2 separate regions of the Mus musculus genome follow, and region 1 is linked to region 2. A link is a contact called in ENCODE POLR2A ChIA-PET data. All regions are on one chromosome and are shown on one strand. Each heading gives the region's core, a stretch centred on a gene start or an enhancer-like site at or near the end of the contact. The rest is flanking DNA. Distances are from core to core; before and after follow the strand shown.

Region 1 (5,233 bases), core at 2,463-4,962, 63 kb before region 2:
TGGAGGTCAGAGGACATTTTCAAAGTCAGTGTTCTCCTTCCAGGAGGTCAAACTCAGGTTATGGGGCTTGGTGGCAAGTGCATTAGCCTGCTCAGCGGTTTCTCTAGCCCTGTTTGCTTTTCTTGTTTTTGTTTGTTTGTTTGTTTATCTGTTTGTTTGGTTTTGGTTTTTTCATGACTAGGTCTCTCTGTATAGCCCTGGCTGTCCTGGAACTCACTTTGTAGATCAGGCTGGCCTTGAACTCAGACATCCCAGTTCAGGCGTGGTGGTGACATCTATGATCTCTACCTTAGGAGTTTCAGGCAGGAGGACCACATGTTCAAGGTCATCACTGGCTACAGTACAGGTTTAAGGCTAGCTTGAGCTATGTGAGACCCTGTCTTACAACAAAACAAAATAAAAACTCAAGACCAAGCAACAACCACCAAACTAAACACCACCCCACCACCGCCAATCCCAAAAACAAAGCAAAAAATATTTATCTGAGTTGCACACAGCCAATTTATCCCCATCGCCAGGGTTGCACCAACACTGTAAACAATTCTCTTGGGTTTATTACTTTGTGTGCACGAGAGTTTTGCCTGCATGTACATCTATGTACCACACCCATGCTTGCTGCCCGAGGAGCAGGTGAGCCACCAGGTGGATGCTGTGAATGAATCTCGGTCCTTTACAAGATCAACAGGTGTTTAGTTATGCATCTGTGGGTGTGTGAGAGCCTTGGCTCTCCTTCCGGAGCTGGGGGTCATGGGTGGTTGTGAGTCACCCCATCTGGCTGGCTACCTGAACTGAACTCCAGGCCTCTGGAAGAGAAGAGCGGCTGGTCTTAAATGCCGGGCTGCCTCTCCACCCTTGTTAGACGTTTAAACTTTTGTATATCTTTACAATCTGGAGAGAGATGGTTTCCTGGCCTATTGTTTGCTATCGGTTGTTGGGGGGGTGGTCAGCCTCACCTTGCCATTCCCGAAGCACGGTAGTCCTGCAGAGGTCCTGGCCCAGAGCACACTCCTCTACCAGGCAGCTCTGGTTACTCTCACACTGCATGCACTGCAGGCCCTGGGAGGCTGGGCGAGAGGAGAGGAGAGGAGAGGAGAGGAGTCAGAGGTGATGGCCAGGGTCTGCCTCCCACCCCACCATGGTGTGAAACTGATCTAGGCCTGTTCCCCTTGGATGCATGCATTGTGCCCTGATTGCCCATGGTCCACTCCCTCTCTCTAAGATCTATATAGTCCAAGCTGACCTCAAACTCACAGCAATCCTCCTGCCTCATCCTCCTGTGTGTGAGGATTACAGACAGGCATCACCTGCCATTCATTCTAACTCTGCACTTTTGCCCCCTTCCTTCCTTTTTTTCCAAGACAAGGTTTCTCTGTGTTACCCTGACTTTCCTGAAACTTGCTCTGTAGACCAGGATGGAGGCCTTGAACTCACAGAAATCCACCCACTTCTGTCTCCCTAATGCTTGAATCAAAGGCATGCGACCCCCCCCCCCCCGCCCCATCTCCCAACCTCTAACTCTTCTTCTTTCTAGTTCTTTTTGTCTTTTTTTTTTTCCAGAGCTGAGGACCAAACCCAGGGCCTTGCGCTTGCTAGGCAAACCCTCTACCACTGAGCTAAATCCCCAACACCTTCTTTCTAGTTCTTGAAAGGACTTTCTACCCTGGGTCCCATTTAGGTCCTGTGTCCTCTCTACTTGGTCAGCTCTGGACATTGGATCTTTATCCCTTGTCCACCCATTCCATCCTCTTCCTTAGCTACTCCTCAGGATTCTCTCCAAGACATGAATCTTTCCTCCTGAAGCTCTAACCCTGCCCAGTAGCCCTCCAAGATAATCAACTGAGCTTACCTCCAAAAACATTCTCTCCCCCTTCCCCGACACTCTCCTAGGTTCTAGTCCCAGCCCGTAGCTCCTGCCTGTCTCAGAGTCTCCAGTTCTGCCCAATATTCTAGCCCTGCCCCTGGCTTCCTTAACCATGCTTAATGCTTCCTTCTAGACGCTAGTTCCCATACTCTGGCTCCTTCCCTAAATTCTCTTCCTACCTTTATATTATTTTATTAAATATTTCTGAAATGTTTTCACTATTTATGGCTGGTCACTATTTATGTAAACCAGGCTGGCCTTAAAGTCAGAAATCCACCTGCCTTGGAATTAAGGCTATTTTCCCATCACACTCTACTCTGTTCTTGGTAGACTAGCCCTGCCGGGGCTTAACAGCACACAGCCCAGCTGTTCTCACCCTCAGGAGGGGTCATATATCCGATATTCTGCCCATCAGATATTTACATGAAGATTTCTAACAGTTGCAAAATTACAGTTATGAAGTAGCAACAAAAATAATTTTATGGTCGGAGGTCACCAAACTGTGAGGAGTTGTATTAAAGGATCATAGCATTCGGAAGGTTGAGAACCACTTTCAAAGACCCACCTCAGCCCCCAAACGTTTGTCCCACCCCAGGACCGAAGTCCCTCCTGCAGGTCTTCACCTAGGCCACGTCTCGCCAATGTTATAGCCCCCCGCCTCAGACTGCCCAGTTTTTTTTTTCGTTTTTTTTTTAAAGATTTATTTATTATTATGTGTAAGTACACTGTAGCTGTCTTCAGATGCACCAGAAGAGGGCGTCAGATCTCATTATAGATGGTTGTGACCCACCATGTGGTTGCTGGGATTTGAACTAAGGACCTTCGGAAAAGCAGTCCGTGCTCTTAACCACTGAGCCATCTCTCCAGCCCCCGACTGCCCAGTTTCTAATCAGAACTTTTGCACCAGCCTAGCCTTAGTCTGGCCCCCATTTCCCAGACAAGTTCCAGGAACAGAAAGGCTAAGTAACTGTCCTGAACCACACAGCCAGTTTTGACCCCAGGTGGCAGCCCCACTCCAGGGTCCCCTCCTCCCGGGGTTGGATTTCACAGTAAGAACTGTCCTGTCTGAGCCCCGAGATCCGGTCTGCAATTTAGAGCCGGTCCCTTTGTGCCAGATATCCTTTCTTCAACAAGAGCCCCTCCCCTTTGCACCCCCACCCCTCCCCCCTCTAGCTCCCAGACCACCCAGGCCCCGCCAGAGATCTTTTCCCACCCCATTAATCATCTCCGGTCTCCCGCGGACTAGAGAGGGCTTTCCGAGTTATTCACCGTGCCAAACCCTGACTCAATTCCTTCCCCATTTCCCTCTACTTTCTCAACACCATTTCCCCCGCATTTCCTGGAGGAAGAAGGCTGAGGACATAACATAGTAAAAGACAAGTGTATTCGAGGGACAGGCCCTGGGCTCCCGCTGAACTCTGTGGACCTTTGAGATGTAGACCCCTGAGCCCCTGTCTTGTCCCAAAGTGGGATCCCCACACAGACCAAAACACTGTGGGGAGTGGCTGTGAGGTCACATGTCCAGTTATCATTCAACCCCTAGCTGTGAGGCTTTGGACCAGCTTCTTAACCTCTCTGTTCCTCCGCGTCCTCCAGTGTGCCAGGCACTGTGCACCAGGGATCAGCGTTTACTAAATGAATGCCTGCGGGAGTCTGACTGTGCCACGTGGAGCCTGAGAACACACCCGGAGAATAGCTGGATAGAAGGGTGGAGCGCTGGGCCATCCTCCTCTAGCTCACGCCCGGTGCCACCACGCAGCTCTTACCTGGGACACAGGTAGTCGCCAGCAACAGCAGCAGCAGCAGCCGCCTTGGGAGTCCCATGGGTTCTTCCTTCACCTCTGCTCTAGACTGACCGAGGGGAAGAAGACAGTTTTGTGACCCTAGGGCTCCTCCCACTGTTTGCTAAAGAGTGAGTCAGCTCCAGGGGTTGCCTCGCCTCCCCCCGCCCCGCCCCCGCCCCCCCCCCCCAGCCCTTCCTCTTCCATAGTTCAAGAAACTCTGCCCCTTCCATACATAGTAAGATGCAGTCTCAAAAAAGGAGGGAGGGAAAGAGGGAGGGAGGAACGGAGGGAGAGAGGGAGGGAGAAGGAGGGATGAGGGAGAGAGAGAGAGAGAGAGAGAGAGAGAGAGACTATGATGGAGAAAGGAAGACAACCAAATAGCAAGGGTTAGAATCCTCTCTAGCCTTGGCTATTTCTTACCAATCAGAGTTTATGTTTTCAAAGTTTGTTTTATTTGAGTTTCTCCAGAGAGAGTCTTGCTATGAAGACCAGCCTTGAACTCAGGAACCTCCTGCCTCAGTCTCCCCCGAGTCTGGATCATGGGCACGCTACCATCCTTGGCCGAGGCGGTACAATTCCATGTAGGGAAATCATGTGGAACACTAACTTGCCAAACTAGAGGGCAAAATTCCTTCAGCTCCTGACCAAGGACCTCCTGGGTACTGGGCACTGTTCCAGGAACTGGAACACAGCAGGAAACACAAGGACGCCACCCTCTGCCATTACGATGGGGAGGATACATTAGTTATCTAATCTCTCCCATCAGTCGGAAACCAGGGGAAAAACAAGTTGAAAGAGGAACAAACTGTAGGGAGAGAGGTAAATGGCTTAATTGCTTTGGGAGGGTGATGCGGAGGGCAGCCAGGAAAGGTGTGCAAGAAGTCTAGTGGATTCCTACAGAAAGCCTTTGAGGGAGAGGAAAGAGTCATCGCAAAAGCCCTGAGGGCAAAGAATCACTCAGAGCGGCTCAGTGTGGCTGATGAGTGGGAACCAGAGAGAGCAGAGAGCAATGAGTAGCACCCGTACAGTAGTGATGTCACTGCTGTGAGTACCGAGTCACTGAAGCCTGAGCTGGGAAACACGGAACCCAAGGTCTCCTGCAGGATTGACAAGGAGTCTACCACTGAGCCACGCCCCCAGCCCCTCACTGGGGGAGGCTAGGCAGAGGCTCTACCACTGTGCCACGCCCCCAGCCCCTCCCTGGGGGATTCTAGGCAGGGGCTCTACCACTGAGCCACGCCCCCAGCCCCTCACTGGGGGATTCTAGGCAGGGGCTCTACCACTGAGCCATGCCCCCAGCCCCTCATTGGGGGATTCTAGGCAGGGGCTCTACCACTGAGCCACGCCTCCAGCCCCTCACTGGGGGAGGCTAGGCAGAGGCTCTACCACTGAGCCACACCCCAACCCCTCACTGGGGGAGGCTAGGCAGGGGCTCCACCACTGAGCCACACACCCAGCTTGGCTTGATTTAATGTCAAGATAAGGTAAAAGGTGAAAAATAAAAATAAAAATGCCCAAATAAAGTTTTCCTCTAAGAGGTCCTAACTGAGAGAGTAGGGGGCTGGCCCCAGACTGTGAGGGCTGTGTG
Region 2 (5,165 bases), core at 1,974-4,473:
AGCACCCAGAACACACTTCTCAAGCTGTTTTTGCAATTAGGTGTGCCAAATGGTGTGGCAACAGAAGGGTGGCTTGGAAGCATTCAGAAACTTCCCTTTACAGAAACAGGTACATGTCTTTTGCCTCTTCCGCCTCTTGGCTAAAAGGCAGCTACCCCGACTTTCAAGGCAACTTAGTGGAAATCATGGTAAAACAAGACACAGGGTGTTGGTAGTCCCCAGATAACCTTACACTGCCTACCTCTGAAGCCAGTGAGAAACAAATCTATGTCTCTCTTTTGGGACCAAAGCTATTTGCAACTATTGAAGTGGTCCAACAGGAGTATAACTTACAGGAGCACAGTCACATAGAAACGAGACAGTCTCCTTCCCATAGGCAACAAGTCCCCCTGTTGAAGGACTCTCGATCACCCATTCATGTGTGGTGACAATGTTGGGGCTCACTCCCACGGGCCCTTTTATCTACCTGGTTCCACTAGGTTCCTGTAGACCTACTTTCAGAACATGTGGACCAACATGTTCTGGACTGTTGGACTATGCAACCCACTCTCCACCTCTGGTGTTATTGGTTTCCAGGCCCCCGGGGAAAGTGTCTTGGGGTCTTTACAAGAGAATGTGCTCTAGGGACACCCCTGAGTGCTCAGCTGCCCACAGGACACTACGGGGCTGCCTGCTCTGGCTCCAGAGGTTAGGTTGGCAAACTGTGGCCTGCAGAGCAGATCTGCAATCTTCCTGTTTCCAAACACAGGGGCTCATTGAAATCTGGCCTCACAGTGACAGAGTGGCTATGGCTGGCTTCTGTGAGCAGCAGCAGTAGAGGTGGAGACAGTGTGACCCCCTAGGACCTACAAACCCAGCGTCTGGCAGTCACACTGGGTTCCCTCAAACCCTTCCCCACGTCACCCCAGGCCTCAATGACATCAACCGGCCCCCGTGACACACTCTGGAACTGACAGACGAGGCACTTTTGCTGGCCGTGTGGGGGCTTGTCTAGCCCCTCTCAGGCCCGAGTGACCTCTCCACAGCCACAAACTCGACTGACCAAGGAGGGCAAGGACCTGCTAACAGATGCTTGCTGGAATGAGTCAGGTCATAAATGACTGTTTACCGTCTAAGGCCCTCTCCCCACAGACTGGGACTCCTTCCTCCCCACAATTAACTGTCTGCTCCCCTATTATCCTGACGACCTCCCCAGTGCTTCAGAGTCTAATCCCCTGCCCCCATGGAGATCCTGTCCTCACAGTGAAGTGACGTTCACTGGGACCACCCACCCTCCTTTCAGGCAAGTGAAGTGTCCCTCTGCACACTGCTCTGGAATCACTAGTTGACTCTACTCATCAGGTCTTGTGGGGAACGATCCAGAACCTGAGACACCATCTGCCTGCAAGCTGGGACCTGCAATGCTGTTTCTAGGGTTCTCCAGGAAGAGCTCTGCATAAACTACTAAGCTGGTATTCCTGACCTCACAGAAATGAAGTCTAATCTGCATAATGTTGGGGTGGGAGCTTCTGGGTTTCTTGTGTGTGTGAGACACACACATACACATGCCTGCGTGCAAGCAGGCACAGAGCCATATCACATTTGTGGAGGCCAGGTGACAACTTCCGAGAGACCATTTTCTCTTTCCATCCTGTAGGCCGCAGGGATGGAAGTCAATTCTTTGGCCTTGTGGTGGCCCCGTTACCTGATACAACCATCCTGACAGCCCCACACTGTTTTTGCCTGGGCAAGGAGCTCTGCACATCTGCCAGTCTTGCCTCCGCAGCACTGGGATGACAAGATCGTGCCGCCAGGCTCCACTTTTTATGTGGTTGCTGGGGATCAAACCTGGGTCTTCATGCTTGCAAACAAGCACTTCACACACTGAGCTATCTTCCCACCTACATGTGAAGCACCTCTTTGGAGAATCTTCCAGAATTGACAAGTTGCTTTGCAAGAATTTCCAGGAGACCCCCAATTCTTAACTGTTCTAATGCCTTTTCTCTTGAGGCATGGTGCATTCCACAACTTAATACTGTTTCCTCCTCCTCCTCACCTCTCCCTCTCAAACAGGGTCCTGCTCTGCAGTTCAGGCTGGTCTCAAACTCATGGCGACCCTCCTGTTTCTGGCTCCACACTACTGGAATTACATGTGTGAGCCGCCTTGTCCAGTTCTATTCACGTATTTTTCTAAGTGCTTCCTAGTCTACTTGCAGTCTTTTTTTTTTTTTTTTTAAGATTTATTATAATATATAAGTACACTGTAGCTGTCTTCAGACACACCAGAAGAGGGCATCTGATCTCATTACGGATGGTTGTGAGCCACCATGTGGTTGCTGGGATTTGAACTCATGATCTCTGGAAGAGCAGTCAGTGCTCTTAACCGCTGAACCATCTCTCTAGCCCCCCTTTTTAAAAATATTATTTATGTATTTATTTATATGAGTACACTGTAGCTGTCTTCAGATACACACCAGTAGAATGTGCATCAGATCCCATTACAGGTGGTTGTGATCCACCATGTGGTGGCTGAGAATTGAACTCAGGACCTATGGGAGAGCAGTCAGTGCTCTTAACCTCTGAGCCATCTCTCCAGCCCCTACTTGCAGTCTTATATGGAGCCTCCTTCCAATACTCAGGCATGAAGAACCTCAAAATCCAATTTCCATGGAAGGTGGCCCTAGGTGTATGTCGGCTTCTTTGGGACTGTGTCCAGAAATTTCCTCCCGATACTGTTAGAAGGCTCGTACCAGCACTACAGGGACACTTTACAGTGGCTATAGTTTCTATTAATTTATTTGTACCTCCAGCTAACGGCGCCGCAATTCCGAGACCTTCACGTTCCTACTCCCATTGGCCAGCCGCCCAGCGACCTTTTAACGGCAGGGCGGGGGCGGGGCTTGAATACGCCCCACCCCCAACCCCGCCCCGTCGGCGCGCCTGCCTCTCCCAGGCTCGGGGCGTCCCCCCTTCCCCTTACCTAGGGCAGCTGCTGATTAGTTCCTGGGTCGCAGCGCGCGCTCTGAGTGACGGGAGTGCAGCGTGGGCGGGGAAGGTCCTCCACAGCCACCTGCCGTGTAAATGGTGCCGGAAGGTCACAAGCCAGAGAATGAGAGAGGCCGAGAAAACGGGTGCCGGCTATTCCGGAACAGGCCTTGGCGTCCCGGAAGCTCCCAGAGGAGGAAGAAGAGGAAGCCACAGTACGCAGCCCAACGAGTCACGGCCTGCGCTGCTAGCTCGGCGCATGCGCCGCGGGCTGGGCGCGCAAGCGAACCCAACGTGCGCGTTAGACTGAGCATGCGTGAATGGAGGTGGCTGGCTTCAGCACGCATGCGGATTACGGAGGGGCGAGGGAGTATGTTGCTGCTGAGAAGGCGCGTGCGCATTGTTTCTCTGGGCGGGCCTGCTGTTTGGCTGGGTGGGCAGCTCTGGAGATTTCGAGTTCGAATCCCGGGTCTTCTGTAGTGTTGTCAGACCGATCGGGGTAGGGTACGGCGGAAGGGAGGAATTAACGTCCTTATCTGAGCAAGCACAAGACTGATTCAGCTGGCTGCAAGAAGCGATCTTGAAGGACTTTAAGGAAGAGCCCAGCTCCTCCAAGACAGAACATCTGTAGAGAAAGGTCTAGGCTTGGACCTGTGGCACGAGGTGGGCGGCAGAAGTGGGCGGATCGCAGGGCTACAGAAGGGGCAAACATTCAAAGGACTAGGGGCACAGCCTGAAGCAGCTGGAAGGCCACTGGGCAGAGGGTGCAGTCACCCAATGGAAAGACAGCTGAGAGGCAGAAGTTCCACCTCCCCTATTGCTTTTCCTTTCTTAAAGAAAAAAAACCGTGAGTCCATCAGCCTGACCTCAAACTTACCCTCCTGTGTCTGCCTCTTCAGCATAACCTACCTGTGTGTGCCGCCACAATCAGCTCTCTTGGTTATTTGTTTGTTTGTTTGTTTGTTTGTTTGTTTGTTTTGAGACAGGGTTTCTCTGTATAGCCCTGGCTGTCCTGGAACTCACTCTGTAGACCAGGCTGGTCTCAAACTCAGAAATCCGCCTGCCTCTGCCTCCCAAGTGCTGGGATTAAAGGCAGCTCTCTTGTTTTGAGGTGGGGTCTTACTGTGTAGACCAGGCTGGTCTAGAACTCAAAGAAACCCACCTGCCTTGGCCTCAGGACTGCTGGGCTCTCCCCACCCCCTCGGCTTTTCGTTATTCTCTCCCATTCTCTTCTGTACTGAGAAAAGAGAGAGGGCCTTGCTATGTAGGATGTGCTCTACCACTGATCTGCATTTCAAGACACAAGCACACATGCGTGCTTGTCCCCAGAGCTGATCTCCATGTCAGCCTAACTCAAACAGCATCGCCTCCCTCCATGCCCCCGCCAAGCTCTTCTCTGTTCTCCTATGGGCACCTAGCTGCCAAGACTTAAAGTTTGCCTTCCCTTCGGCTTTTCTTTCAAATTTGAAAAAAAAAAAAATGTTCCTTGGAGTGCTGATAGAGGCACACTCCACGGGATTAAACCTAGAGCCCCATGCATGTTATGCATGCTAGGTAAGCACACTGCTGCCTGGGCCACATGGCCAGCTTATAAAGGATGGATATATATATAGTGAGTACACTGTAGCTGTCATCAGACACACCAGAAGAGGGCATCAGATCCCATTACAGATGGTTGTGAGCCACCATGTGGTTGCTGGGAATCGAACTCAGGACCTCTGGAAGAGCAGCCAGTGCTCTTAACCGCTGAGCCTTCTCTCCAGCCCGTGAAGAATTTTTTTATTGTTGAAGCCTGGAGACAGAAAGCACGAGTTTTTCATATTCAAGGTAACCATCAGGGCAGTGATTGGTTGGAGGGCTGTTTATGAAGAGTGCTCAATGCCACCAGATTCACTGAGTTATAAGCGGGATGTGTGCCCTCTAGGATGTGTGCGCACACATGCAGCAATGCACATTTGGATGCCAGAGGAGTCAGCAAGAATCAGCACTGTCCTTCTATCCCATGGGTCCCAAGCGCCTTTACCCAGCAGGCCACCTCACTGGGCCTTTAGTTAAGGTTTCAGCATTCATACATTTGAGGTAGGGTATTGGGGACTGAATTTAAGTAGGCTTGTTAAGCTCCCTACCACAGAGCCTTAGCCCAGCCCTCCGCTTACATGTTTTAAAGATTTCATTTTCTTTTATATGTATGAGTGCTTTGT

Evidence for each region. ChIA-PET counts read pairs that join two places held with the same protein, here RNA polymerase II (POLR2A).
Region 1: POLR2A ChIA-PET joins it to region 2 with 21 read pairs in Patski. The contact joins the promoter of Plaur here to the promoter of Smg9 in region 2. POLR2A ChIA-PET finds 5 or more read pairs at or near these places in 3 of 5 experiments (Patski and embryonic stem cell).

The regions. Positions count from the first base shown.
Region 1 is chr7:24,460,962-24,466,194 of GRCm38, reverse strand. It overlaps Plaur (plasminogen activator, urokinase receptor), which reads right to left and starts at 3,712. Exons shown (of 7, transcript NM_011113.4): 1 at 3,628-3,712; 2 at 954-1,064. The coding sequence starts at 3,685.
Region 2 is chr7:24,397,686-24,402,850 of GRCm38, reverse strand. It overlaps Smg9 (smg-9 homolog, nonsense mediated mRNA decay factor (C. elegans)), which reads right to left and starts at 3,223. Exons shown (of 14, transcript NM_028047.2): 1 at 2,960-3,223.